Regions from separate parts of the Homo sapiens genome. Here region 2 is linked to region 1. A link is an interaction called in ENCODE POLR2A ChIA-PET data of the cell type or tissue named here. Cell type or tissue: Panc1. All regions are shown on one strand. Links, peaks and the distances in the headings refer to the core of each region. The heading gives the core; the rest is flanking DNA. Region 1 overlaps TMEM247 (transmembrane protein 247). Region 2 overlaps EPAS1 (endothelial PAS domain protein 1).

Region 1 (15,501 bases), core at 11,188-13,687:
CACCTTCCCTGCTTTGCGCGGCACCCCACCCTGCAGATCCTGGATCTCGGCTGAAAGGGGCTGAGCATCCACTCGGGCGGTCTCCAGCCCTCTCCGCCTTGGCTCACTTCCAGAGATGTCTGCTCACTGCCTTAAAGCTCGCTACCCTACCTGGCCAGCTCTGTTAAACAGAGCTTCCACGGGAAGCTGAGATGTGACTCTCTAAGGAGAGCTGAGGCCGGGAGGGTCCCCAGAACCACATCGCCCACCCGACAGCCTTTTTGGTAGCTTCAAGGAAAAGTCTTCAACATTTCCTCCCTCTTCCACCGCTCACAAGTCCTCTCTGCATCTCTTAAAATTTGATGCCTGGAGACTAGACCCAGAATCCCCACTGCACCCTGGCCAGTGGATTTTGATAGAACCATCACCTCCCCGATCAGGGCTATGTTTATTCTGTTGGATCATACTGCCTTCTAGTCAACTGAAACAGCCATCTTTTCACAAGAAGTACACCACTGTTCCCTAATCTGTATTAAATGGGGGATAAGAATGCCTACTTGAGATTAAATGGGATGTGAAGAGCTTAGCACAGTGGCTAGGCTATCATAAGCATTCAATAGTGGAAGATGTTGTTTAAAGCAGTGTTTCCTGCACTTTAAAGTCAGAAAGTCCTGGATTAAAATGCCAGTTATAAACTCCCTGACATTGGGCAAATTACTAATTTCCTTTGAGCTTTGGCTTGCTCATCCATGAAGTAGTACCTACCTCACAGGGTTGTTGTCAGGAATCAATGAGAGAACACACGCAAAGCACTTTGCAATTAGCCCAGCACATTAGGTAAGCACTCAATAAACGTTAGCTACTACCATTTTTATGTACTCATGCAATTCACTTCTTGACCCAAATGCAACAACATACATTTATCACTTTTCAGTTTTATTGGGATATGATGTATTAGCTGTGCTTCCCAGCTCTGAGTCATCCTCAGTTCTGAGAACCATGCCTTCTGCCTTTATCCAAATCATTGCTGTAATTGTTGAGGAGGAAATGACCTAAAGTAAATACCACTAAATGTCTCTGTATAGGTTGGCAATGTTCCATTAATCATCACCCTTGAGTTACATTTTATCCTGCTCACATTTCTCCACCTTATCCAAAAAACGGAGACGCACTGTCAAATGGTTTCCCAAAATTAAGATATTACATTACCTATAGCATTTCCCCAATTGACTGGTCCAGTTTTGTTTCTGTTTTTTTAAGAAAGTAAGGTTGGTTTTGCATCATTTGTTCTCAATGAGCACGTGCTGGCTTCTTAAACAATTATCTTTTTTTCTGTTCACAAAATACCTGCTTCATTATAAACATGAAATGATTTCACTGAACTCAGTCAAGCTTACTGAACTTGGATTTCCAGAATCTTCCCCTGCCCCCACACCCTTTTTGAAAAGTCTAGAAAACATTTGCCTATTGCTTAGACTTTAGCACACTTCCTAATATTTTTGAATTCTAAGTTCCATTTGCAAACTTGTGACTTTTCTCAGTAGCCTGGGATAAAATCTGTCACAAAGTGGAACCTGAAACTATTTAAAGCAGATATGATATTGTAACTATGCCTTTGGCCTGTGTCTCCTCCTAACCATATTTATTTTACCCCCTTTTCAGTTTGAAAATCTTTCTCCTTGCTGGATGAGATGGAAATCTTTGGTATATAGTCCTCTCTCTATTTCTCTCTTCTGCTCAAGAATTAGAACATTGAAAGTATTTTGAAAAGTCTAAAGGGTTTCACAAGCACTTTCTTTTTTAATGAAAGTCATAATGATCACTCATCAGCATTTCAGACTGAAACACGTGCAGACTGCAGACAGGTGGCAAAGTCCAGGGGTCCAGAGCCATACTGAGCCTGCAGAGAACCGTCGGGTCAGCCCCGTCCTCCACTCCCATTAGAACACTGGATTGCTTCCTCTGGTCTCCAACCTTCCTAGCTATTCATTTTAGAGGCAGCATCATCAGGTCATTTTCTGTCCCCTCAGTTTGGTCTAGTTGCCCTCACATTTTATGCAGCTGTTTCAACAGTGATGTGTCCCCATCCTCCAGCCTTTGGTGATAGTTTACAAAAGTGCTTACTTTTTGTGCATTTACTAAAAATTGGGGAGTTGACTTGATGTTGTACCTTCCTCTCTTCTCTTTTTCTGGGAGGGTGAATAGATGGACGGACAGAGAGAGTGTATTGAATTGAAAATACCTCTTTGAGTGTGTTTCTAGCTAGTTTAGGGCATCTCGGTCCCTGCCACCTGGTGCTTTCCAAAAATATGCCATGATTTTTACAAATATTTTAAAAAATAATGCATGGGTTATGCCCTCTTAACTATGGATCAAAATAATATCAGCTTTTGCCTTACTTATACATTGATACTTTCTACAGTTAAAATGAAGACTGTTGGGCCCCAGTTATATAGATTCAAGAAAAGAGCAACCCACAGACAGAATTAGCCAGACAACTCAAGCTGCTTTCCCCCAGCCCAAATACTCTGAGGGTTTAGGGAGACCCCATCACCTATCTCTCAGCACCTGCCTCCAAGAGACACCAAACCCTGGACTGAAGGACCATGGGCTGACCCACGTGATATGTGTCAGGACCCAGGGAGTGAGAAACAGTCATTTATATGCAAGGGACACCATGTCATTGGGCCACTGTCCAGGAAACTAGGTTGAATGTCAGGGCACTGTGAGAGAACACTCCCAAGACCCAACATCCACATGTGGGGCTCTTGGAGTCAGAGGGAGAAGACCCACGTGTGTGGCTCCAATGGGCCGTACAGACCATAAAGAGAAAGGAAGGTGGTGGCCTGGCGCCCCAGTCAGGAGGGATAAGAGCAGCTCAAAAAGTAAAAAATGATGAGTTCCTTCTATGTGCTAGTTACCTGACTAGGAATGTTCATTATCTCACTTTTCCTCCTTGTGATCTTTTGTTTTGTTTTATTTTTTTAAGAAACAGGATCTTGCTGTCTCACCCAGGCTGAAGTTAGTGGCATGAGCATAGCTCACCATAACCCCGAACTCTTGGGCTCAAGTGATCCTTCCACCTCAGCCTCCCAATAGATGGGACTATAGGCACACGCCACCAGATTTGGCTAATTTTTAAATTTTTTTTTATAGAGATAGGGGTCTCACTACATTGCCCAGGCTGGTCTCAAACTCCTGGCTTCAAGCAATCCTCCCACCTTGGCCTCCCCAAGTACTGGGATTATAGGTATGAGCCACCTTGCCCAGCCCTCATGATTTTGGAAATGGGCACTATTACCCTTTCTTTAGGTGAAGATGATGACTTGAGGTCACATACAGGCAGGGTCAGAGCAGGACTGAACCTAGATCTGCCTGGCGCCAACAATGGCATCATCATCTCCACTGTCTTCTCTCCCCCACAGTTTTCAGGAGGCCTCCAGAACTTCCTGCTGCCCCAGAACCAGTTTGCCATGTTCCTGTACTGCTTCATCTTCATTCACATCATCTATGTCACCAAGGAGATGGTCTTCTTTCTCTTCGCCAAGCACTACCTATTCTGCATTGCAGCCATTTTGCTCTGTTTGATTAAAACTTTCTGGTCATACTTCCAAGTGCCTTTGCTCTCTCCCTCACTGGGAACCCTCGCCCCTGCCATGCTAGAGTGTTATCCGTGCATGATCCCAGCCTCCCAGGCACCTCCTTTTTTCACTTTGTGCCTCTGTCCAATCAGAATCCACTCTTAGGAAGGGCCCTGCTGTCAGTCATTTACACCTGAGAGTGAAGAAACACGTTCATGCCCCTTATACAGAAACTGAGTTCTCACTGTGGACATGATGCCTTATCCCAAGAGGACGATTTCAGATGTTAGCAGGTCAGGGAGATATCTGCAGGGAAGGTGGGTTTAGAACACCTTTCCAGAACCATAGAAGTACATCATGACCAAGCTGGCTTGGGTTTCACCACATCTACTCATGTTCATAGACCTCTGAGGGGTGGGAAGCCTGTGATTTGCTTGGGAGCAGCCCCCGCCCCCATCTTCTGCAAAGATGTCCATGTCCTAATCCCCAGGATCATGAATACTTTATATGGCAAAAGAGGCTGAGATGTGATTGTGTTTAAGGACCTTGCAGTGGGGAAATGATCCCAGATTATCCAGGTAGGCCCGCGGTAGTCACAAGGGCCCTTGTAAAAGGGAGGCAGGAGGGTGCGAGTCAGAAAGGAGATGTGACCATGGAAGCAGGGGCCAGAATGACGTGGGACTGCGGGTCAGGGAACATGGGAAGCCTCTAGAAACCAGAAAAGGCAACAGAAGGATTCTCTGCTAGAGCCTCCGGAGGGAGCCCAGCCCTGCCACCCCATGTTAGGCTCCTGAAGCCAAGATGCCCAAGCTCCCTCCAGCTTGCCAACATGGCAGGATACCATCACCAGGCCACTGGCCAGGACTCATTTAGCACTGGGCCTGAGGAGACTTGTACACAGCTGGCCTTCAGACAGCATATGGTCAAAAAGGAGAGGCAGTGAAGCTCCAGCGAGCCTGGCACAGGCCTAGCTGAACCTGGTGGACAAGGGGTACCCCTATCACTAAGCTGTGTATCCCCTGGGTGAGGCATGTGGCAAAATAAGGGCATACTCCTAGGGGACATAAGGAAGGAGGAATTAAGTGCCTGATTAGACCCAGAGGACGTCATTAATTCTACTCTATTAGAAAGCTGGACATGGAAAAAAAAAAAGTTGACACACACCCCCACCCCGTACCCACCTACTAACCCAAGCACACAGACTCACAAAAATGCAGAAAGGCTAACCCAGAAACAAATACACTGACACAGAGATACAAAACAAGTATACAGTTGTCCACAGTAGAGAGGTTTACAGCCCCTCAAATAAACACACAACAACCCAAAGGAACAGACTTTGAACACCAGAAGGCTCACGGTCAGGCACAAAGTGAAGCTGCCCTGCAAGTATGCAACAAAGGGGTTCAACTCCCCCAGTCACCAGCCCCTCAGCCCTTCAATACACACACTCCTTGCAGACTGTCGGCTACTCTGAGCCCAGCAGCCCAGCCACGATGGCTGGCTGTGCCACAGGACACTTTAGTGATAATGTGGCAAACTGAATGAGGCTGGACACAGCTGTGCAATTAATCAAGTCTTTACTGACCCCTTCTCTCCTCTGGCATAGGGCTCTGCCTTAAGAGTGACAAGAGAATAAGTTTCTGTCTCATTGGGCTCTCGAGCGACTCTCAGTAAAATCACGTGAAAAAAATGACTGCCTTGGGACTTCAATGTCAGTACACATTATCATGCCATGTAAGTCCATGGTGACTTCTCATTTCCCACCCAACTCCATATATCCAATCCCATTGATAGCTGCATGTGACAGGTACTTAATTTGGAAGTGATAAAAGTATCATTTCTCATTAAACTTTCAAGGAAGGGCCGTTGTGGTATGGGTCACTTCTTCTGATCATTTTATTTGATCTGGGTTTCTGCCCCATGGGGTTGAGGTGAGAGAGATGGAGATAAGGATAGCAAAAAGTTTAAGGTCCACCTGTTTACCTTCTTAGAGCAGACAGAACTGGGCATTTATAAAACACACACACACACACACACAAACCAAAACACCCAAGTGCGTAAGGTCATTTAATCCATCCATCTGTTGCCAGGTAAAACTAGACTTAAATACATTCATTTTTCTTAATCTTCAGAGAAAGTAAACTCCCCTGAACGGTTAAGTGAGCATCTCATCCCACATGTTTAGCCACAGGCATGAAATCTACTCTTCCCTATTGTGTTTGAATACTGAAGCCACTAGCCTCAGATCTGCCCTCTAGGAAAATGAGAACTACTCATGGTCACTCCCTAAACTTAGAACAGATCTTCTGATTCAAATGCAAAGCAGAAAATCAGAAGAGAGAGGGAGGCAAAGGATAGGAAAAAGGCCCAGCTAAGCAGTTACCAGCCAGGTAACAAGCCAATGTACAAGCGCCTCTTCAGCACCAATGCTAACATACCATGCGCCCTAAGTCCCTAAGGAGGCTATCTTCACCAAAACCCTGCAGGTAGAAATGTATATCATCTCCACTTCACAGCCAGGGATACCGAGGTTCAGAGACGTTAGACTTAACTGAGATCATCCCAGAGCACATGTTCTTTCCATGTTACCCTGCTCCCAAGATCCTACCTTGGGAGGATCTCACAACCTTGCTGGGGAGATGAGTTTAACACACATGAAAATGTAAAGCAGCTATCAGTACACAGACCTCAGCTATAAACGAGATCATAGAAGAGCTCCCTGGAGCCCTGGGTGATAGAGGAAGTCTTCTTAAAAGACGAGCTCATAAGGCTAGGTAAGCCCGAACAGGTGGAAATCAGGAGGGATACCTCACACAAATGAAGATTAGGGTGGGAGTGTGTAACGTGTATCCAGGAGGGAAGGGTCACTCTTGCTCCAGGGAATGGTGTACAAGGTAACAGGCCTGGAAAATTGGTTTGGGGCTAAGTGTTAGGGAGCCTTGAATATTGGTCTGAGGAATATAAACTTAATCCCTTGGGAAATAGGCAATACACTAAAGATTATAGAGTGGAATAGTAATTCAAAACAGATAAATAAAAGCCTTCCTCCTCCTTTAATTCCTGGGGGCCGCTTTTTTGCCTGGACCTTCCCGTTTCCAGACCAAAAACTTTCTGAGGTCCTGCGTTTGAGGATTACTTTCAGCTGTAAAAGAAATCCAGCCACAATGGCTTCACCAAATAGAGGTTTGTGTTGCTCACATACCAAGAAGTCCCAGGTAGTCCATCCACGGCTGGTGAAACTGCTCTCAGAAGTCATAGAGGACTCAGGTGGTGCCTTCCTCCACCACCACAGGGCTCTTATCCTCAGCCCATGGCTTCCCGCCTCAGTGTCAAGTTGGCTGAAGCAGCTCCAAGTACCAGGTCCGTTACTCCAGGTCAGAAAAGGAGCCGCCTTTTAAAAGCATCCCAGGAAGCCCCACCCAGAGACTTCTGCTTCCGTGCCATTGGTCAAACTAAGGTCATGTGGCTGCACCTATCTGTAGGGTGTCTGAGGTGGTAAGGTTTTTGCGTGGACACTGTTGCAGCCTCAAACAGAATTAGAATTCTGATAGTATGAGTGGAGGGGGGAGATACTGAATTAAGCAAATAACTGGTGTATCATCCCTAATTCCTTAGGCCCAGCTCCCACTCCCTTCCTGAGCTGCTGAGCCAGAAAGCCTTGATGGGGTTGAAACCATCAGATGGAGCACAGCCGTAGCCAATCTGGGCCGGGCCACTGCTGCACTCTGCTTTAAGGAAGAGTACTGCATACCACAGCAGGGAGGTCATGGTTTTCCCTGGCCACACGCCTGGAGCCACTCTGCCTTCATCCTCCTGACCTCTGCCTGAAGCCCATGACCTGACACAATCAGGGCAGCAGACTGGGAAGGGCACTCCTCTCTGTGCTGGGTGCCCTCAGCAGAGCTGCAAGGGGAGGCAAGTTGGACTCCAGAGCCCCTTCCCTTCCTGATCCCAGATCCCACAGAGCAGAGCCCAGAGACAGTCAGGGGACTGTGATCATCCTATGGACACCAAGCTGCTAAAGTCTATGTATAAGAGATTGCACTCATTGCAAAGGACCACTAAGCTTCAGCCCAAATAATGAAGCACTAATAGTAAAGTTTCAGGCAGGCTTAGGGAGAGAAAGATGGGAAAATCTCTCCTGTTCCCTAAATGGAATATTGTAGGCTGCCCTCCTGAGCCCAAGGACAGGACTACAGTTGGAGAGACTCGGGGGCAGGAGGGTTAAGCCTTGATTCCAAAGGCCACTTTCCTGCCATGTCTATTTCTAGTCCCAAGTTAGCAGATGACTTGTAAGTAAGCAAGTCAGTTAAGTTTTCTAGGCTTCATTTGGGCGACCTCTAAATTATCTAGACTCTAACTCAGAAAAAAGAAGGACCAAAGTCTAGAGATTGTTCGAGAAATTCTGATTTAATTGATCTGAGATGACATCCAGAGATGATTTGTTAGCCTTACAAGTGCCCCAGTTGATTCTAATAAGCAATCAGGGTTGAAAGACCTAAATCCTTGCTCTTCAATGTGTGATCTGTGGATCAGCAGCATCGGCGTCTTAGAAATGCAGCATCCCAGACCCTGCCCCAGACCCACTGAAGCAGATGTGGTTTGACAGTACCCACCAGCCCCCAGCAATTCATATGCATCTTAAAGTCTGGGAAGCCTGTTATAGGTGATGAGACTCAATGCAATCTGTCCTGGTCTGTCCTGGGCTAGCGCGGTGGCTCACGTCTGTAATCTCGGCCATTTGGGAGGCCGAGGCAGGAGCCCAAGAGCTCAAGACTAGGCAAGGCAACATAGGGAGATCCCATATCTCCAAAAAAAAAAAAGCCAGGTACGGTGGCATGCACCTGCTGTCCCAGCTACTGGGAAGGCTAACAAGGGAGGATCACTTGAGCCTGGGAGGTTGAGGCTGCAGTGAGCTGTGATCGTGCCACTGCACTCCAGCCTGGGGGACAGAGCAAGACCCTACCAGAAAAAAAAAAAAAAAACAAAATCTGTTCTCTTTATGAAGACAATGCTCTTGGCCAGGAGGGTCTTCTAGGGGGAATGAGAGGGAGAACAACCGAGTGCACAGCCCTTCAGAAGTGCTATGGGGTTTCCATTAACCTCTGCCGCAGGCTAGGGGTGGCAGGAGCTTACTGTGCCACATCAGGAAGCTGAGCCTGTGGCAGCATATCTGCCCCTCCTCCCTTTCACCAGTTCATGCTCTGGGCTTCTGGGGAACCAAATGATTTCACCCTGCAGGCCAGGGCTGAGCAGAAAGTTCCAGAATGCCCTCAGGCCTGTGTCTGCTTCTGTCCCTTTTTTGATCTGACTCCCACGTGTAGCTTTGGGGAAATCTTGCTAATATACGTTCATTCATTATTTAAAGGTTGCTGCTGTTCTTCAGGAAGGTTAAGCATGATTAAAAGATGGGATTTTTCCACAGGGCACAGCAGAAAAGCTAGGGCTCCCACATTTTTAAGCTGTTTTGGCCAAGCCTTGTTGCATAATTCAAAGTCTGTGATTTACTTAGATTTAATTAGCCAAAGGAGCAGCAGCTGCAGGTTCATTAGTTAGTATTTATTAAGCGCCCTCAGAGGGCTTTTTAGGCTCTTAAGAGTGAAGTGGAGGATGGGTTTCGGACTTGCAAATTTCTTACACTTAAGTAGGAGGGGATTACAGATAGCTTCAGGAGGTAGGCATTTTTGTTCCTCAAAGAGAGCAAAGGGGTGGCATCAAAAGGCCTGAGCTCGTGGGGCAAATCCTACAAAGGGCCACGAGTCAGAGAGATGTCAGTCCCTCACAGGGTTATAGTGACAATTAGTGAGATAACAAGGTGGAGGCTGGTGGTGAATAAGAAGCTACACAGATGAGAGGTATCAGCCAGAGCAGGGAAGGGAAGTGACTGCTAACCTGAATTTCAAGAACTGGGAGAGGTGGGGAGGTCCGGCTCCTGAATTTGTGGGCCCAGTGCAAGAGGACAATGCAGTGTCCCATCATGAATTCCACGACGGTGACAGCAGAGCATTAAGCCATGTGGAGAGCCCCCACTGAGAGCAGGGCCCTGTGCCACTGCCCTGGCGGTGGATGACGGAGACCCCAGGGTTAAGGGGCTTTTGTGGTGCCTCTCAAATCTCACCCAGAGAGTGACTATCCTTGGCCTGTACTCCATCAACAGGAGGGAGGGAGGGAGCAGGCTCTGTGCATTTTGCAGGGGCAGGGACCGTTGGAGCAGGCCATTGGAGGAAGGAGTCTGGTGGCCCCAGGGCAAGTGGCCCCTGCATGCCTTCCAGCTCTGGGCGCAGAGTCTGCCTGCAGAGGCGCCTCTTCACAAGCAGGTCACGCTCTAGGCTTCCAGCTGCTAATCACAGGGGCTCTCCAGCTTGGGTGCATTTCCTCCCTCTGCTCCTGGCTTCCGCCCCAGTCCCATTCAGCTGATCATTCTCCGCTGGGCTAGAAAATCCAAAAATAGAAGAAAGCTACACTTTTTACCCCCTTGAGCCTCTTGTATCAAATGACACAGTCACTTTGCCTCAAACTTTTCATCAAAGCAGCCTTTGTAAGGTCCTGGGGCAGAAAGCAGGCCTTGGAAGACAGCCACCAGGAAGCCATGCAGAAAGTGCTGAGCAGGGGGACCCTTGGTGGAGGAGGTGGGGAGGGCAGGGTTTCAGGAGCTTCCCTCTGCCCCAGAAAGAGCCAGTGACAGACACTTGCTACCATGGGGCAGCTCTTCTCTGAGCACCAGCTCTAGCTTCAGGTCTTGGAAGTGCAAGAGCAGCAAATAGTGTGGCTGCACAGACCACCCATTGCCAGGGTTCAACAACCAGACCACAGAGCTCAATCAGTGATTAAGGAGCAATGATTGATCAATCAAATAAACAGAAGGAGTGTAAGAGACGATCTGAGAAAGGCTCTGTGAGCTAAAGCATTCTGTGACGGCTTCTTGAAAAGGAAGCTCACCCTTGCCGAATACCTAGGATGTATTGTACCCTGTCCAACACTCTCATGTCATCTATTTTATCCCATAGCCCTCCATGAAGGAGCACTGGTACGCACTAGATTAATCTGCCCAGGCTGCTCTAACAAAATACCACAAACTGGGTGGCTTCAGCAACAGATGCTCATTTGTCCACAGTTCTGGAAGTTGAAAGTCCAAGATCAAGGTGTTGGCAGGTTTGGTTTCCTCTGAGGCCTCTCTCGGCTTGCAGATGGCTGCTGCCTTCTCACTGCATCCCCACGTGGTCTTCCTCTCTGTGTGCATCCCTGGTGTCTCTCTGAATGTCCAAATTTCCTCTTCCAAGGACACCAGTCAGATTGGATTAAGCCCTCATTTTAACGCCATGACTTCTTTTTTTGATTTCAATAGTTTTTGGGGTACAGGTGGTTTTTGATTACATGGATAAGTTCTATAGTGGTGATCTCTGAGATTTTGGTGCACCCATCACCCGAGCAGTGTACACTGTACCCAGTACGTAGTCTAAAGCCCCTATCTCCAGATGAGGTCACATTCTGAGGTTTCGGGGGTTAGGACTTCAACACTTGAATTTTGAGGGGAGATAATTCAGCCCATGACGCCCACTTTGCTGATGAGAAATCAGACTCCGAGAGGTTCAGGAATTGCCCAAGCTTGCTCAGCCAGGAGGTACCAGAGACCAAGTGTGGCAAGGAGCTGAAAGATGATTGGAAGAAAACAAAGAACCGTGCTGCGTCTCATTCATTTAGGTTTGTGAACAAAGGTTCCGAGCTGGTTTGATAACATGGGAAGAGAACTGCTACTCCATTTCAGATGGCATTGTGTGGCCCCCTGTATATCTCTCTAGATATGTGTAGCTGGGGTAGTGGCTCCAGAGTTTTTCTGCTTATGAATCTACCCTTTTATTCTAACTGTTCCCGTGTTTCTTTTTTGTTTGTTTTGTTCTGTTTTTTTGAGACAGGGTCTCGCTCTGTCACCGGTGCTGGAGTGCAGTGGCGCAATCTCGGCTCACTGCAGCCTTGCCCTCCTGTGTTCCCACACTTCCCTCACCAAGCGCTAAGGAGGAAAATGTCTTTGAGAGGGGACAGATGTAAGGCCTCACTCACTGGCCCACCTGACCCACACACCTGCCATTTCATGAGTGGCAGCAGATCTATACTCAAAGGCCTCGGTAACTCCCTCTGGATCCCACCCCATGTCCTCTCCTAGGTCCCCTAAGACGGGAGAGTCAGTCTGTAACTGGCAGCCTGGGGTCTTCCCTCTTCAATCTGCTATGCCTGGCTCTTTTTCTGAAGACCAGGTTGGTATGTCCACTCTGAGACAGGAGTAGGTATAAGAAAGAAGAGGGAGGTGGTTGGGTAAGAGAGAAACCCTATACAGTTCACTCAGGCTGACTTTCACTTCTGAGCAATCTCCATAGCCTCACATACATAAAGCCCATAATATTTGAGCTAGCCTGAGTGGGTTCCAAGAAAACAATGATTGGAAGACTCTGGAAGCACAGTAGTTGGTAGAAAGCTCACCTGCTCTCAGGTATCAGGCCAACTTCAAAAGAACTCCAGATGACTGCCCTTAAGCAAACTCTATGCACTGTGGGAGAATCCTTGTTCTCAAAACAGATCAGTTAGGAAACTGAGCATGGTGGCTCATGCCTGTAATCCCAGTACTTTGGGAGGCCAAGGCGGGCAGATCACCTGAGATCAGGAGTTCAAGACCAGCCTGACCAACATGGCAAAACCTCATCTCTACTAAAAGTACAAAAATTGGCCTGGCATGGTGGCATGCGCCTGTAATCCCAGCTACTCGGGAGGCTGAGGCAGGAGAATTGTTTGAACCCAGTAGGTGGAGGTTGCAGTGAGCCGAGATCGTGCCACTGCACTCCAGCCTGGGTGACAGAGCAAGACTCCATCTCAAAAACAAAAACAAACAAACAAAAACAGATCAATTAGGGCCAGGGTCAGAAGCTCAGATGCCAGGAGGGCCCAGGTGGGCCAGATAAAAGTGGGAAGCTGGCCAGGCATAGCTGACTGGAAAGGAAGAAGCCGTAAAGCAGGAAGCCTCTACTCCTTTTTCCCTCCTTCCCATCTTCACCATGTGGAGATACATGCCCCATGTCCAACTCAAGGGCAGCCAGAAATCCAGACTTTTATGTGATACCTGCTGATTTTTAAATGTTGGTTCAATTTTCTTTAGCCACTATACAGACCTAACAAAAGTCCACGGGGCCAACAGCTCACAATCTCTGAACTCGAAGTGTTATTTCCTTTATGATAAAGTCTCTGTTTCACTCAGAGACACGCTGGGGGATTTCGTTAAACAGAAGACACTCCTAGTACAAAAATAGAATGTGATTCACTCTCTAACAATGTTTAAGCACAGAAGCCGCAGTAAGGGATGCTTCTTCCCTTCACAAATTGCCTCACCTTGAGGTGTTTCAAAAGACAGATCTCTTAATGCATTTCAAATCAGGTTAGAGTGGCAAAAATCTAATTTTCATACAACTTCTTGAAGAAAGATGGCAATTTCACTAAAGCCTGGATCAAGATTAAGGAAGGCATGAAACAGAAGCCTGGGAGCAGGAAAATGAGGCGGGAGAGGGTGGCGGGGTGGAGGGTGAAAAGAAGGTGAAGCTGCATGCCCAGGCTCAGTGTTTGCAAAGAGGCTGGCAACCGCGGTGTGAAGCCAGTCAGACAAAGAGCAGTGGGGCCTGGGGACCCGAGTGAGCAGAGAGGGGAGGAGAAGGAGGGAGCATCATTGGTTTCCATGGTGACAAAGGAACAGGGATGGGAAGAAAGAGTGAGGGGGATGTCAGAGAAGAGCTATGTTGTGCTGCTGCCTATAACAAAGTCTTCTTTACCCGGACACCCTTGTCTATGATTTCTTGGCCCCTCTGATACTTCCCCCATCCTGATTCTCTGCTCATTCCTGGCATGAATAAATTACTATGAAATTAAGGACATTTAGATCCTAAACATGGATGTGATGGATGAATGGGTACCTACTTACTGAGCCTCTGTCTCCAAAAGGCCTCTTGGATTCAAAATATTTTCTCCAACGTGCTTCCGTAAAGCCCATGATTCCACCATTAGGGCAACATTGCTTATACTAAGGCTTTGTTCGTGTTCAATGATAAACCCTCATTAAGAGGGGGAATATCTGGGCTATCAATTTCTAGGGTCTCATAAGGAATTGATTTATCATATGTAACGACATGTATGTAACGATAAGTATTTAACGGGATCCCGGCTTCAGCCTAAGAATGTCCACTACTAGGGCTCAGGCCTACCTAGATATGCATGATAAACTGGTGGGGCAGACCCTAGACAGGACAGTTCATAGGATGGTTCCAGTAACATCTGCTGCGTGTGTCCGGCATTTATTTCCCCTTGATTTTCTTTTGGGCCACTCCCTCTTCCTCAATCTTAGTCCATGAGGTTCAGGTTAACTGACGTCTAGTCAAGGGGTAGGCCCAGGACCCAGATCTGGCCAACCAGGGTATTCCATCTTCTGGCCAAAATGACTGGTTAATATGTGGACACATGACCCAAGCCTGACCAATGAGTTTCAAACCTGGATGTTTTGCCGAAACTCTTGGAAAGATGAGCTCTTATTCCATTGGCTACTAAGCTGGTAGACTATGTGTCCAGAGATGCTGTTGGTCATCTTGTTCCACTTGGGGAAAGCCTACCTGAGAATAAAATCGATATGGAGAAAAGCAGAGCCAAGATATGGGAAGACAGATGGAGAAGGAGGGAGAGAGAAAGTGATTTCTTGATGACATGATTTGGGTCCCTGGATCCACCTGAGATAAGAGCTATCCCTAGACCTTTCAGCTTCCATTTTTGCTGTTAACTGATTTGAATTGGGTTTCTCTCACTCACAACCAAGAATTCTGAATCCTGCAAGGGCTTTCTCGTTATATGACTTGGCACCTCAGCTCAGCAACAGCTAACATAGGAGATACCATGGCATCTGTGCCCAGCCTGTTCTATAAAGAAAGATGTATTCATGAACCTAACCAAGGGAGTCTGAGGGAGATGTAGAGAAGCAGAGCCATTGGAACATATGTAAGCACGTGTGCCCGTCTTCAGGGAAGGGAGCCATTTCCCCACTTCTTGAGAGAAAACAGCCCTCCTCTAGCACCACGAAGGGCTTGATGATGGTGCCAAAGGAAGTGGCAGCAGGGCCTGGCTGAGAGGGGATGCCCAGCGGGAAACTCCACAGACACAGCATATGCTGTGCGCTGCCAACATACAGAGCACTGCGCTCGCAGGATGGTCCATGAAAGGTCTGGAAGCAGCCCAGGTGTCAATCAACCAGTGGGTAGGTAAATAAAATGTGGGATATCCATACAATATTTGGCAATAAAAAGGGATGAATTACTGATTCCTGCTATAACATGGATGAGCCTTGAATATATTATGCTAAGAAGCTAGTCACAAAGAGCCACATGTATGATTTCATTTACATGGAATGTCCAGAATAGGCAAGTCTGTAGACAGAAAGTAGATTCATGGTTGCCTAGGGCTCGAGGAACAGAGGGATTTGGCAGTGACAACTAAAAGGTACAGGGTTTCTTTTGGGGTAAAGAGATGTTCCAAAATTGATTGTGCTAGTGGTTGGTTGTTCAGCTCTATGAACACAGTAAAAACCACTGAAGAATCAGTACTTTAGAGGGTGAATTGCATGGTACGTGAATTATCTCAATAAAATTGTTACCAAAAAAAACCAAGGTTCTTGAGATACCTGCCCAGTTTGTGTGTGATGGGGGTGAGGGTCGGGGATTGGCCTCCAGAAGGCAAGGGCATATCACATAGCTGCTGTCACTCTGGGAGGCAGTACTGCCCTCAGACCTGGACAAGAGGGACCTTGCTCTGGGCATGCACTTTAAGAGGCCTCTACTCTGGCTCTCCTCCAGCCTGACTCTTCTCTGTGGGGTAAGGAGTCTCCAGGACCCAGTGGCTGTCTCCACCCATGCTCACACCTCCT
Region 2 (15,501 bases), core at 8,219-10,718, 160 kb before region 1:
GTTAGAATATCCTGTAGGCAGGCGAAGGATGACATGACTCACTTTGGTGGTGACCTCCTAGTAGTTCAACTGAGAATCCAGGCGGGATAAGATCAGTGCAGGGTAATTGTATGGTAGCTAGTCAACCTTTCCATTGCTTAGCCGGAGAATTCTGGCTTTTGTGCTGGTGATGTCAGGCAGGTGTTGGAGGAGGAGTTCCATGACCATTTTCTCTGTTCCTGCCAACAGGAAAGCTCCATTGGGACATACACGCTCACTTCCAGGGTGTTTTATATTCATCCATAGCTGCTGCATGGATAAAAAATTTGGCGAAAAACTTGAAATCCTATTACCATGATGATCATTAGAACTCATGTTAGGGCTTTTTGTTTTTAAAACAGGGACACAAAGAAGAAACAGAAGGCTGCCATATGCAAGGTTAGTGAAAGCCCCTTACCTTCACCCCATTTAAATCCTGAAGAGGGAAAGTAGCTAAGCTGTAGTGATCACTTCCTGCAAAGAAAACCATAATTATGGCGCCCAGTTATTCTTCATAAGGGGAAACCTTGGAATAGCATGGGTGCTATTTTGAATATTTGAGAAAACAGTGACATTCAATATGAAATGGAAATGATTCTGTGCTGCTGGGATTGGATCAGTTCCTTCTAGGCATCAGTTGCCCCTGGGGATAGCCTAGTTCTCCCTCCTGTGTGAATTTGGGAAACACTAGAATCTTGTAGTTGTTGCTGACTCTCCCACCAGCAGGGAACCAACTTATGCTCTTGGGAGAAGCAGGGGGAGTGGGGAATCTGCTTTTCTCTTTAAGCTTCCAATCTCAACTGCCTAATAACAAGGGAATTCGACTATCAAGATTTCCTGGAGTGGCTTAAGTATGGGCGCCAGGATGCAGTCTTCTGTACACAGTGAAAGAAAACGGGGGTAAAAACCATGATGAATAGGTGCAGAGAGGAGTGGCTAGATCACCTGCCTGGGGGATGAGCCTCCCACGTGACTGTAAGGTTGTGCAAGAATTGGGCAACATTTGGTCAGGGTGGAGAGGCCTTGACAAAGCATTTGTACTCCCACTAGATTCCTATCTCCTCCGTGGGGAAAAACAAGTATTTAAAGTTCTACACAGTGTTTTAAGAGGAAGAAATGGATTGCCTTACTACCCTAGCATACTTCATTTGTACATATTTGGAGTTCTATTCACTAAGCACCCACTGTAGGAAGGGCACTGGGCTGAAGATCCCAGAAAATTAAAGGAGACACCTTTGTTCCTGCCCATAGGAAATATAGTCTAGTGGGGGCCAGGAAGGGGTAAGACGAGCATACAGGTGATCATACTCAAGACAGGAGATAGTAAATACCCTGATATGGAAATAGGGAAAATGGTTCTAGGGGTTTTGGAGAGGAGAAGTGAGAGGGAGGCGGTAAGCCTGCAGGCCCTGGAGCCAGACTGCCTGGGTTCCAGTCCGAGATTTACCACCTATGAGTTGTGGTATCTTGGAGAAGTCACTTAAACACATTGTACCTCTGATTCTTCAACTGCAAAATGTAGGTCACTGTTGTACCTATGTCAGTAGATAATGGTTTACTGCCCATAAACATTGGTCTCAGCTTCAGGACCAGCAGGGGCCGTGCTGACCTTGAGCTAGTGACTTACAACCTCCAGGTCTCAGTTTCCTCATCTGTACAATGAAGAGATTAGACTGGATAAATGCTAACATTTTCTTTATTCTAAAGTGCCGTGATTTCATGGTTGAATATGTATTAAATGCCTGCTGTGTGCCCAATATTGTGTTGGCATAATGAAAAAGAGAAAAAGTAGGATATGTGGTCCCTGGCCTCAAGGAGCTATAATCTAAGTGAGGAGAGGACATTAATATACAGGAGAGTATTAGAGAATTAGAGAATATTAGAAATTAAAAGCTAGGTGGTATGGGCAGTGAGAACATAGGAATAGAGATTTTAGAATGGACCAGAGTAGTCAGGAGATTTGATAGTGACCTATCTAATGTTTAGAACCACAGAGACTTTAGACAGGAGCTCAGACTTGTTTACAAATCCCATGAATTCTGAAGCTTGGAACACTGCCATTAATATTTAAATTAAAGTTGAACTGCAGAAAAACAAAAGTTACCTATTTGGAATATAAGGTGGGACAAAGTTTATAAAACTCCATGTCTAAAACCGGTAGTGTGGATGGAAGCTATAAAGAGGCTCAAACCAGCTTCCCATATATCCTTGGATGACAATTCCATTAGAATATAGCCCCTGGCACAGAGTAGGCACACACAAAAATTCATCTGTTGAGTGACTTGTGGAAAAAGTGTTCTGCCCTGTTCAGCTTTGAACAGCTGTGGGCACCCTGGTGGTGGTCTCAGCCCCACCTCCAGAGGGCAGTGCACAGAGGAGGCCCCGCCAGAGCCCTCCTGCCAAGTCTTTGGGAAGAGCTTAATATTGCCTCATGCCTCCTGAGCCAGCCCTCTATCAAAGGTGAATTCTCTGCTCCCAAATGTTAACCTACCTCCGGGGGGGCTACACGTACTCCCTCCCCAGAATTGTCTGAACTTAGGTTTTGAGAAAACTTGGCAACAGCCTCAAATTTTTCTTCCAGTCTAACTATCCTATGGTCCCCAGAGTCCATATGCAGATCGGGCTGTTAGTGACCCTGGCTTACACAGGTAAAAAAGAGACTTAACAAAACTTGGCAGAGACTGCTAAGTGCCAAAAGAGTGGTGTAGACAGTAAGTGAGGTCACCCCGGCCAGGAAATTGGGGGCACCTCCTGGAAGGAGGGAGAGCTAGGAGCTTGAGTGGGTCTTGAAGAATGAGTAGAGGCCACGATGGCAGGTAAGACAGGTGGAGGCATTAAGTACTTCTGTCCCCATGACCAGTTCCCCCATACCACTCTTCGTTAACCAAACATGGGAGGTGGCAGGCCCATTTAGATCTGGTGCTTTATTCTAAGGGAGGAAATGAGATGAAAATGACAGATGAAGTGCAAGCTTGAACTCCCTGGCCTCAACCAGTCACTGAGAATGGCTGCCCATCCCCCAAACAGTCAGTGATGGCCTGGTTTGATGGGCCTGTTTATGACCTCCTGGCTTGAGAGCAGCAGACCACAAACCTTCACAGAGCTCTCTGTTGAATTTCCTTCCCAGTACAGAACCCAGAAGTCCTAGTTATAAATGTCACTACACTTTATTTATGTAGCATCCTCTGTGAAAACATGAGTATATATCATATCTACCATCAGAACGTACCTTCAGCAATCACTTAGAACAGTGGGGAGGACAGATGGGGTCTTCAAGGTTCAGAAAGGTGAAATGTACAATATCTTCCCATTGTAACTCTTCAGAGCAAATCAGAGGTGAAAATGTTCAGAACACAAGTCTGCCTTCCAGGCCAGTCTTCTAAGCACCTTTTTCTTCTCTTTCACATTTTACCCTTGTCTCATTCCCTGTTCCCTCCTCCTTTTTGTTCATAAAAAAAATTATTTTTTTCCAAATAAGCAAAATGGAGTCAAACTTTGCATCCTCAAAATGTATGAAGTAAACATTATTCCTAATGAGCCTCTGGGAAAGTGCTCACCTTTGAACTTGGCCAAGGATTATGCAGCAAAGAAAAAGTCTTAAGAACTTGATAGAGTGTTAGAGCTTCCTGGGTTTTTAAAGTCAAGTTGCATATTACATTTCTTTTCCTTAATAGGGGCATTTCCAGAAACCCTTCCTGGTTGAGTAGGCCAGTGTCTGAAAGTGAAGCGCTAGGATTGGTTACTGACTCTGGTTCAGGGATTGTCATCTGGGTGCGAGGCAACCACAGGGTAGGAGGCACCATTGCTAGAATGCTCTTTCTTTCCTAGGACTCAGCACCTATGCCGACAGTCCTTGCAAGACAGGAGGGGAACGTGTAGGCTATCCTATTTATGGTAAGGGGAGGCCTATGGAAAAACAGGAAGATGGTCAAGGGAAGCTGGCAGCAAAAAGGCAATGAGACCGAGGAGTTGTCCCTGTAAGATAAGCTCTTTTCCCCTTGGAGACCTTGCCTATTAATTGGCCTGTGCTCATCTCTATAGGCTTTCTATTAAAACACACACACGGCCAGGCGTGGTGGCTCGCGCCTGTAATCCCAGCACTTTAGGAGGCCGAGGCGGGTGGATCATGAGGTCAGGAGTCCGAGACTAGCCTGGCCGAGATAGTGAAACCCCGTCTCTACTAAAAATACACAATTTAGCCAGGTGCAGTGGTGGGCACCTGTAATCCCAGCTACTTGGGAGGCTGAGGCGGGAGAATCGCTTGAACCCGGGAGGCGGAAGTTGCAGTGAGCCGAGATCACACCACTGCACTCTGGGTGACAGAGCAAGACTCCATCTCAAAACAAGCAAACAGACAAACAAAACACACACACACATCCTTCTTAAAGACAAAAACACCTCTGGCTGTCTGCATAGCTTCTGCCTGCCTCTGTGGAATATTACACATTTTAAATTCCCCAACTATTGCCTCACAGCCAAGAAGTTCACTTATAGGCATTGAGATGAATCATTCACAGAATGACTTAAATCCAACTAAGAATGTGTAACTGCTGAACATTCTGATTGAGGTTCCAGACCGTTTGTGATGCCACATGTTTGTTGTAACAGGCAGAATCATCAGTAATACTTTGTTTCTCTTTTCTTGAAACTTTCCCTCCAAGTTTCCATCTTAATGCTTTAAATCATGACAGAATCAAACAAGCTCTGTGCCCTCTGCCCCTGACCCCCGTGATGGCATGAGCTTCACCAAGCACCCCCATTCCCACAGAGATCTGGGATAAAAGGCTTTACAGAATCCAGAATCCAGCTCCGTTTCTGAGCTGTTATCGCTTCATAGCACAGGCTGTCTTTTTCTCTTCCTACACGTAGAGCTAGGCACACATAGATGGGTAGTGCACTGTCCCTGAACTGAGGCTCTCTCAAGTCCAGGCTACCTTCTGCCCAGCACCTACTTAGTGTAGCTTATCTTTTAAAATAAGCCATCCTGCAAAGAGCAGGGTTCCCAGTGGCCTTGAGGTTTGTCAGAAGTTCTCTAGAATTGGCAACTTAGCTGTGACCTCAGAAGTCTTGGCTCTGGCAAAGCAAGGTCTTTGCGCTAAAACAGGCTCAGTGCCCATGGAGATAATCACCTCTTGTAATATCCACACAATCATCTCATTGTCAAAGCACAAGGAATGCAAAAATAGAAGAAATGCCACAATAGGGTTGCCCCATGGTTCAGCTAAACCAGGATTCTGCTTCCGGCTGAGGGCACCTTGGGACACCTTAGGAGGGATGGTCCCAAGCATTGTTCTGGAGTTCAGCCCCTGTTGGCAAGACCTGTCCTCCTACAACCATAGCCTCACGGGGCCTGATTTTGCCCCATCTTTTTGGGACTCCTTTACCACCTCCTTGTCCTGGCTAACTCTCCTTTGTCCTTAAATTCACAACTGGGGAAACCCTTGAGGAGTCTTTTTTTTTTTCCTCCCCATTTTGGGTTATGTCATCTTTCTTGCTCCCAGAGCACTTGCTCCTGACTTCTGTAGCAATGGCCTCAACACTATTGAGTGTGTAGTATTTCTTAGGCATGGTTCTCTGCATACATGTATATATTATTTATTCCTCACAGAGGCTCTGTAAGGCAGGCACTCATAGACGCTGAGGTTTAGAGAAACTTAAGTAACTTGCCCCAGGTCATAGAGTAAGTGTCCAAGTCCTCAAGCCCGGGCAGTCCTGCTGCATCTGCATGGCACATGCGCTTGGCCTGGTCTGCTCAGTGTGTCTCCCTGACTGGGCTGTCAGTTCCTGGAGGGTAGGGATCTGTCTTCCCTTCTCTATCCCCAGTGCCTGGCATGTAGTAGACACTCAGTAACTGTCAAATAAATGAAAGCCCTGGCTCATCAAACAAAGACCAGATGTGATTTAAATTCCAAGGAGCCATACTTTTTACAAAAATGCTAAAATGCCAAGAAGTACTTTTTCATTAAAACAAAACAAAACTGTTTTAGCTATGTAAGGGTGGCCTTTTAGAACTCTGACTGCTTTAGATCTTTCCTCTAGGTGGCATAGAGTTGTGGGGTTTGGCAGACCACCATGGGAAAAGAACAGATGCATTTGTCAGAATCTCTGTGGCCATCAGACGTCACTCCAATGAAGCCAAAGCTCCGAGGTTTAAAAATAATTAAGGGAAATAACTAAGCGGAGAGACAGAAAAGACCACTTCTTAGTTGATTCTGGAAAAATGAACCTTTTCTTTCTACCAACCGGCACCGAAATTCAGAGTATCCTGGACACAGCTGAGAGACTACTCAGGGAGAGCCACTGCAGTCACACCCCACCTCCACTTAGGTCTCCCTACACTCACTCTAATCTTCTAAATCGTTTAATCAGACACGGCGCTGCCTCTGAGGCTTCAGGACTTTCAGGCTGTTTTTTTTTCCCCGGGCTTAAAGTCTTTCTCTGCTGCTGACTCACATGTTAATTATTGCTTTGCATAAAGTAGAATTAGCAGTGCTCCTGCACTCACCTGCCTGCGTGTTATACAACTGTTTTATCTGCTGGACAGAACTGAGTGTGCAGGCCGGCCTGCCATGGTGTCACCAGCGGCCCTGTCTTCAGCTGCCAGGGCAATGAGCATCGCACAGAAACCAACCATTGCTTTAGAGGCTCTGGGGAAGAGGCTGTGGGGTGTGCTCTGCTTGTCCCAGGAAAAAGAGGGTTAAGTGCCAAGTTTTGACCAAAATCTTATAAGAATGGTCCAGGAGTTTCAGTTCCCTGTCACCTGTCAGTGTTAATGGACAGAACTGGTGTTTCACAGAAAAAAAAAAAAAAATACGTGTGTGTGTGTGTGTGTGTGTGTGTGTGTGTGTGTGTGTGTATCAACTTGTTTTCTCTTTGGCTGCTGGGCTGGATAATGAAGTAAAGATGACATTATCTCTAATAAAAGTGATTTGCAGAAATCACTGACGGGACCTCAGTAGCAGAGATTCGCCATTAGCAGGCTAGCCAGATAAGAGGGGCAGCTGGGTTCTGTTAACCCCCTCCTCGTCTGATGTGTGTCTTGCAGGGAAGTCAAAGGCGGAGGAGTAGAGTAGAGTGGACTTTTTGAAGTTTGGGCTAATGGACAGTGTTTTTTCCAAAGTGTGGGCTGTTCTTTAGCCCCACTTGCTGATCTTTAGGGATGTCATTAGGTTTTCATTTTTGTTTTGTTTCTTAGGATTTTTGTGTTAGTGGCTTTTTCCCCCTGGGGCTTGGCCCATTTTCTCACCTCTATGTTATATCACCAGAAGGGTGGAACCCTGGCCAAGCCCTGGCATCCTCTGCCAGAAATCTGAGTCCAAGCAGGGCACCTACACATGTGAGGTGAGGGCTCTGGGCCACGGGTGTTGGGCAACAGATTGTTCTGTAGTGTCGAGGAGGTGGGATCTGAGGCAGAAACCTCCCTGGCCTCTTAAGGATGGGACGGGTCAGGAGGGGAGGGGTCTGCCCTTGTCCGGACTTGTTCACCTGTGTCAGTGAGAGCTGACTAGCAGCTGGCTCACGAAACACACCCATGATGTGGACAGCGGGCACAGCCAGCTACTTCTGTGTGAAAACATCCTTAGTATACAGGGATTTGTTTCCTGGGGACAGTGAGGAGTCATGGGGTGTTAAGCAACCTAGTGATGAATATAGCCACCATCACTCGCCTTTATTAATCCACTTTCTACTGGAAGCACTAAAGCATTGGAACTCTGCAATACCCCCACAGCTGGGGGACCGTGACTGATTTAATCTTCATGCCAGCTCACCATACCATAACTGAAAGGGCTGTATGACACTATTATTGTTGGAGTAAGGTACTTTGATACATGAGAGGTTTGACATTTTGCCTGTGCCCTCAGAGAACCTTAAAACTAGGACTAACAAGGTGACGGTGCCTTGCAGTCAAGTAGCACAGATTGTCTAAGTGTTCCAGGCAGGAGTGAGGAGGAGACACCAGTGTAGGCTCGGTAAGATGCTCAGAAAAGCCTCTGTGGAGGTGGCAGGCCTATGTTGGCTCTCAAACTTTAGGGTTTAGAAGGTCAGAAAGGAAGAAGCACTTCAGGTGGAACAAATCAACTGGGGACATGGCTGGGCAGCAGAAAGGGGTGCGGAGTTTGGGGGTGGCAGGGCATAGTGTGGTCTGGCTGGAGTAAGCGTGGAGCTACAGGATCGTAGGAGCTAAGTTTGGAAAGGGCTGGGAGACCTCAAGGAGCACGTCCAGCTTGGACTTCATCATGAGGATGGTGGGGAGCAATTTTCATTTTAAAATGGGGGAGCGACAAGCTGAAAATGGTTTTGGGGAAAGAGTGGTGGGCTGGCGAGCTGTTCCTTGCCCCAAGATCTGACTCAAATTTTATTCTTGGTCAGTGGTAAAGAAAGTGAGGGGCAAGGGAAACAAACAGAAGATGGGGACTAAGGTCTGTGGAAATAAATAAAACACCACCAGAGCCAGAGGAGGCGTGTGCCCTGGGTGAAGTTTGTTTTTCATCCCATGGGTAACATTTATGAGTTACTGTTCAGCAAGAATGCCTTGCGGAGGTCTCTGTGGACTGAGCTGAGGCTCCAGCCTGTGGCAGCCCAGGAATTGCTGCCATATTTAGAGCTTCCAACAGAGGGTTTCATTTTCCTTGGCTTTGGTGCCAAGAAAAGAGGGGTTCTCACACTTGCTGTCCAGCAGGGCCAAAGCATGACCAGCAGGAGGAGCATGGAGGTTGGGTTCTGGCACTGCCCACCACCTGGCACCTCAGCCACTAATCAGACAACAGGCTAGGCAATTATCCGGGCATCTGACTTTAGCTACCTGTCCTTTTGTTTAAAGCCCTTTCGTGTGCTTGGCACCTTATGGATACTCAACAAGGTCTGTTTAATGAATGCGTTCTCCCCACCCAGATTCTCAATGCCTTGCTCCCTGTTCTCTAGCCTGTCTCCCGACCACTGGCACCTCTGCCCATTCCCAGTGTGTCTTTGTCATCCCTCTGCCATCCTGATTGCCTCCCTGTATCCTGCTCTTCTTTCAAAGCCAACCTCCAGCAGAGTTCTCCCTGTCTTCTCCAGCCTTGCAGGCTTTCTCCTCCCAAACTCCTACAGCCCTGACTGTTCAGCCCATTCTTCAGGACTTGGCTCTTCACCTCTCTGCAAGCTCCCTGAGGTCAGGCATAGTTGTTCCACATTTCATTCTACTGCTCACAGCCCCATCGTAGGAAGAGAGAATCATTAATATATATTGAATGAGCAGAGGGAATAAGCCATTGCTGGGGGAAAAATACAGTTTTATTTCCCAAATTGCTCAATGTTATTTGAGAGCATGATAATAAATTTGGAAAAGACTTTTAGCATTTCCTGTGGCTTTTGATGACTTCTTTACAAAGGAATGGAAATGTGCGCAGACATCTCACTTCTCATCAGAGCAAGAGAGGGCAGAATTGGGGGAAAGCAAGTGTTCGCGCTGTGGCATGAATCAGATCCCACAATACTAGACATGTGACCATGTGAACAGGCCTCAGATCAGGATTCTTTATAAAGGAAGCCCAGGACAGATTCTCTACCAGCTCTCTCCTCTTTCACTTTTCCTCTTTCTTTGCTTTCCTTTTTTTAATAGGGAGGGGAGAAGGGGTTATGAGGATGGGGGTAGGAGAGTGAGGGATCCCGTGCTTTCTCCCCCTTCTCTTGCTGTTTTGAAATACTTTAAATTCCAGGAACCAGAAGTTCTGGCAACATGTTGGGATTAGTAAGGCAGATCCTAGGATATTTCACTATTAGCATGTGATCAAGCATCAGTCCTGATTAAAAGTCTAAACAAATGTTTTCTTTGAAATTAAAGTGTCTGAAATAAAGAAGAGAGAACTGACCCTTAAAATCATATTCTGTACTTGAAAAGAGTTCTGACAACTGTCTGTCCCGGTTATGTGCACCCCCGCCCCCCACCCGCCTTTTTCCATCCAGAATGTTTGACGACACTGCCAGGGGAATTTCTGCCCCCTCCTTCCTGTATATACCCAGTGCTGGCCTCTGAGGCAGTCCAGCTCTGTTTTCTCATGACACAGTGATTATTTTTGGCATTGCAGATATTTTTTCTAATGTTATTACCCAGCCCCCTTCTTGGTTGCCTTTTGTGGAGCAATCTTTTGGGTAACTCCCTGTAAATTTGAGGGTTAATTTTAGTTCGGTGTGGTAGAGGAGGCAGTGGGAGAGAGGAGGAACGACTTCTACTCCGAAGCGCCCCACCCCCACCTTAAGAGGAGCCGGAGAGGTCCTCTCACGCCCTGCTCATGAAAGAGCTTGCTTTCACCAGCTCTGTGCTCACCATTCATCCTTTCTGCCGGCGGGCTTGAGGATATGGATATCCAGAGGTGACGCTGGGGGCTGCACCTCGGGGATGGCATCTTAATGACTTGACTTGGCGGGTGTTAGAACAGCCCCATTCAGAGTGAGTTCACTCCCTGCGCAGTTGGCTCACTCGGCCTCTGTCCATAGAGTTCTCTTGTTCACGCTGCAGGAGGAAATGGAGATTTCCAAGTGGGAAGGAGCCTTCCCGATGCTTTAACTCTTCACTGAAGGGAAGAGGAGCTGCAGAGAGCGAAATAAAATCTAAGCCGCCCCAGCTGCAGCGCCTGGGAGAGGAGCAAGGCTGGGCTGGGGATGGAGGCCAAGGCAGCTGGGATCACTTTTTCTTTCCTCCTTGAGAGGGAAAGGAAAAGAGCAAAGGGCATTTTTGATTGTCTTTCACAATCAGCAAATATTTACCCAGTTTGTCTGCCCTAGCCCAGGTTCCACTGAAGGATACACGAAAGTGGAAGATGTTGTGTCTGTGCCCTTCCCCTGGTACTTACAGCACAGTTATAGGAGTAGAACGTTTGCATAGAAAAGCCACCAAGACAGGGAGGCCTTTAATAAGGGCCTATGAGTAGTGTGGGCAGGAAGTACCCTGGAGAATGTTGCTAAGGGGCCAGGGACACTGCTGGAAGAAGTAGGGCTTGGGCTGGTCCTAAGGGGTGGGTTTTGAAGAAATAGGAAGGAATAAAATGATACAGGTAGGGAAGACTTGAAGGAGGAGAGGGACATTAATGTAGGGCTTAGTAAAATCCCATAAAGAAAGCTACAAAGAGAACAGGATTCTTCCTGGCCAGAGAGAAGATTGGACTTGTTGGACTTTACGTGCCTCAGATTAGGATGGCAGCAGGCAGCACTAACCCTGCCAGATGGCATCTTCAGTCTCAAGATCGCACGTGTTCCTGGGTCTCTTTCTACTCAAAGTGTGAGGTCACAGACTAGTAGAATCAGCATCCTCTGAGGGTTGTTAGGAAGGCAGAATCCCAGGCTTCAGCCCAGATCCTACTGAGCCTGCACTGTAACAAGATCCCTGGGTGATTCCTGGCCACAGCAAAGGTTGGGAAGTGCTGCTCTGGGTGACTCCACAGGCAGCTGTCAGCAGCACTAGTTCAGACCCCAGATTTGATTCACAGAGGTGACAAAACACCAACAGACACACACACCTTGAGTGTCCGCAGGGTGACTCTTCCCAGATGGAAACCGTCTATTCTAATTAAGAGCCGGGTTAGAATTCTTAGGAAAGATCTAGAACAGTGAGCAGCTTTGAGGAATCCACAGAACTGAAGTCATTGACGTGGTTTTTATCCGATGTCTCCAGTTTGTACCACTTTGTACTACTGATGCTTTAGAGGACACCAAAAGAACAGGTGTGGGGTTCTTTCCCTGAAGAGTATGTGGTCTAGTTAGGGAGACAGAAGCCACAGAAGTGAAATCAAGGAGAGCAACACAGGGCCAAATCGTGCGTGTGTAACCTCTGAAATGGGACTTGGAGGAGAAGTCAGTGCAGGTGAGGCTTTCCTAGGGAAACGGATGCATGGGAGATCTTGAAATATGAGCCTAATTCAGACAGGCCTGGGAGATGGAGAGAGTATATTCCAGGCAGGGAGTGGGAGGGGCAGCAGCAGTAGCTAAGTCCCCCCTAGAGACTGAAGTGGGGCGGGAAACTGCTCCCCACTTGCCCCACGGAGTTTGCTTCATGCCGAGGAATCCGTTTTACATCTCAGGCCTTTTCTTCTTGATTCAACCGCCGTGCAATTTCTTTGTCAATTTTCTTAGCTGAAGGCAGTGTTGTAGGAACAGGATGGCAGCACAGGCAGAAGGGTTTGAGCCAAACCACAGATGGTGTTGTTGGAAGCTTGTGAGATCCAAAGGAAGAAGGCTGCTGATGGGTAGAAGCCCTAAGGAAAAAAATCTAAATCAGATCTGGTAACAGCCTGGGTGTGGGGAAATACCTTCAAGCCCAGAGAGGTGGCACCAAAGAAAACAGTCTGGTGAGAAGGAAACAACCTGTGGCAGCTGTAGACTCCGCAAGCAAAGCACAAACCTTTTTTTTTTCTTTTTCTTTTAAAGACAGACTTCTCCAAGCTGAGAACTATCCCAAGGGGGCTGGTGTGCCAGCTGAGGGGCTGGCCTCAGGCAAAATGGTGGCCAGCGTGTCTCACTTTGCTGCTTCCCAGACCAAGTGTATGTTTCAAAAAGCTCATCAGATTTAGTATCCTAGAAGGCTTCACCCTCAAGATGCCCAGCTCAGCTAAATCTTTTGAACCTGAGGGACTTGCTTATTGGCCTTGTAGGGAAGGTCACCCAATTACAATCAAGAATATGGGATTTAGGGTCAAATGATCCAGGTTTGAGTGCTGGCTCCATCACTGGGTGATGGCTGGGCATGCCACTAACATCCTTGGGGTCTGTCTCCTTATGTGTAAAATGGGAGTGATACACCTGCTCTGCAAGATTGATTCAGGATTAAACAGAAGCAATATGCTGAGAGTTCTTTACTAACTGGAAAGAGTCACATGTGGTTGTTTCCTAGTTATATAGTCAGTATCTCAGCTTGCGGAGGTTAATTAGTCTCTTAGCTGAAGGCTGCATGGTGTCAGGGGTCGGGCAGTGGCAGACATCAGAGGCCACAGAGAGCAATGGAGAGCCACGCAAATGCCTCCTGCACCCGCTGGCTTTCTCCCTGCTTTTTCATGAGTGAAGACAGCACCGAGTCTTCTCTATACATCCCTGCAGTGGATAAGATGAGGGGTGGGAAAGATGGAAAGAACACTTTATTTTTACAGTGGGGGAAGAGGTCCTGCTCATCAGCAAGGGTGGCCCTCTTCTCAGAACTGGATTAGAGTCAAAGGAAGCCACCAGTTTTAGCACAGCTGGTCTTCTCTTCAGATGCTTTGACCTGCGTATGCATGAGGAAGAGAAGCAGCCTAGAGAGAGCTGGCCATGGGAAAAGGAGGCTGAGCCTGGTTCCAAGGCTGAGACTGTTGCATGTTCTGTCTTCCTTCCCTCTGATACTGCCCTCTGAAGCACCGTGACCCATGCTTTGTGCTCAGTAATGCTGGCTGTGGTCCTGAGGATGCCAGTGTAGCCAAATCTGCCAACTCAGCTTTCATGGGGTGGGGGTGGGGTCACTGTGAGGTGGCTACGGGGAGCTGGCAGCAAGCTGGATACATATCTTTTATTGTAAGAAGTAAGCAATACCTGATGCCAAGGTAGTTGTCATGGCATTATTTATAACAGCTAAAAATTAGAAACCATAACGAAAAGCAATAAGGGAATAGTAAAATGCATTGTGGTTCAGCCACATGATGTGATATTGCTGGCTATTATGAATATTTTGAAAGAATTCTTAATGGGATATCCTGTTAAGTAAAAAGAGCAAAGTATTAATTTATAAATCCAATGAGATCTCAGCTCGTTTTCTTCATACCTTTTTGTATTTTTGAAGTTGCTTATACTAAATATGCATTACCCTTATCTTCACCACGGCATTTTTAAAAAGGAAATTATGTGTTGGGAAAAGCTAGGTTATATGATGGACAGATAATGAAGGTCTGTTTCTAATCGTGCCACATGGCCAGTGCTGCTTGTCAGCAGGCGCTCTGTTCACAGGGCCTTGAAAAAGCCAGAACTCGGGGCTTTTGTTCCAGTTCCACATACTCCCATTACCTTTCTAAACCTCAGTTTTTCCTTATCTCTAAAATGGGAATGATGGTAGCTGCTCTTCCTAGCCTACTGTGTGAAATTTACAAATTTAGTTACAGATTTCCAGATTCACTCACGAGTGTTTTAGACTGTAGTGTGTGATCCAAATGTAAAGTGGTATTATTCACTAATATGTAGAATAAAGAATGCCCCACTGTCTTAGCCCATTTGGGCAGCTACAACAAGATACCGTAAACTGAGTGGCTTATAAACAACAGAGTTTCATTTCTCATGGTTCTGGATGCTGGGAAGTCCAGTGTCCAGGTGCCAGCAGATTCAGTGTCTGGTAAGGGCCCACTTTCTGGTTCATAGCTGTGTCTCCACATGGTGGAAGGGGTGAGAGGGTTCCCCTGGGCCTCCTTTGCGAGTGCACTAATCCCATTCATGAGGACTTCACTGTCATGAGTTAATCACCTCCCAACGGTTCCACCTTCAGATACCATCACATTGGGAGTGGGGATTTCAACATAAGTATTTTGAGGGGACGTAAACATTCAGACCTTGGCACCCACTAAGGCTTGGGCTTGATGAAGCTAAGCACAGGGACAGTTCATTATGATTATTCCTGTGTACACACAGCTTTTCCCAGCTGGGCTGGGGAGTCCACGTGTCCTCCGGTTACGTAAGGAGCTGGGTTATCTGGAGCCCCAGATGGGCTGCTTAGTAATCGAATCTGCTGCTCTTTTCTACAAGGCTGCCTGGGGCTGAGAAGGCCAGAAGATAAGTATCTCCAGTCAACCCAAGCAGAATTGACCATTAGAGGGCCATGCTGGGTGAGCCCCAGACATTACTGTCAGCGCTGAATGCAGTCCAGGCCCTCTGCTCCAGGGACACAGACCGTTAGAGTAGGTCAGAGAGCTGGAGGCTCAGCCCCAGCGGAGCGGAGGTTGGGAGGCTGAGGTATGAGATGCTTTCCAGGATTCCTCTTTCAGGGAAGTGGCAAGTGAAAGCATTTGTCCCTGTTTTAACCACTCCAGTCTCATGTCTTCTCTCTTCTTTGTCCCCTCTTGTAGACTTTTGATATACTAGTGTGGATTATTAGTCTTATCTCCCAGATGGGCTGTGGTCTCTTTCAGGATAGAGACCATGCCCCTCAGGAGAGGTGTGTGTATTAAAGCATATTAATGCCTTTTTTCTCTTGTCAAAGTCTGTCTGATCTGGCCAGCTCCTCCTGAATTTGCTAATTTAATATTTTCCATTCTGAATTTGTAACTTTTTGTTGTTTTGCTTTGAGATGGGTTCTCACTCTGTCACCTGAGCTGGAGTGCAGTGGTGCATGGCTCACTGCAGCCTCGAGCTCCCAGGTCAAGGGATCCTCCTGCCTCAGCCTCTTGAGTAGCTGGGACCACCGGTGTGTGCCACCGTGCCCAGCTAATTTCTAACTTTTTTAGAGATGGGGTCTTGCTGTGTTGCCCAGCTGGTCTCAAACTCCTGGGCTCAAGCAAT

The links. Peaks named below come from ENCODE experiments on the same cell type or tissue, not always from the same donor. Only the 100,000 strongest peaks of a DNase experiment are listed, where the experiment ranks them.
Region 2: POLR2A ChIA-PET joins it to region 1 with 22 read pairs; 2 of 35 experiments call an interaction of 5 or more read pairs at or near these places.

The regions. Positions count from the first base shown.
Region 1 is chr2:46,480,840-46,496,340 of GRCh38, forward strand. TMEM247 (transmembrane protein 247) reads left to right here. Exons shown (of 3, transcript NM_001424184.1): 3 at 3,405-3,586. The coding sequence ends at 3,586. Among named protein-coding and RNA genes, the nearest start is that of TMEM247, 9.0 kb to the left of the region's middle. RefSeq lists enhancers at 1,875-1,924, 9,200-9,732, 9,575-9,874, 9,733-10,265, 9,895-9,954 and 1 more. In Panc1, for the core only: no CTCF peak of the experiment used is centred there; no DNase peak of the experiment used is centred there.
Region 2 is chr2:46,325,460-46,340,960 of GRCh38, forward strand. All of the region lies in intron 1 of EPAS1 (endothelial PAS domain protein 1), which reads left to right. Among named protein-coding and RNA genes, the nearest start is that of EPAS1, 36 kb to the left of the region's middle. In Panc1, for the core only: CTCF peaks have their summits at 8,701 (motif pointing right) and 8,907; no DNase peak of the experiment used is centred there; H3K4me3 peaks cover 1,403 bases; H3K27ac peaks cover 2,238 bases.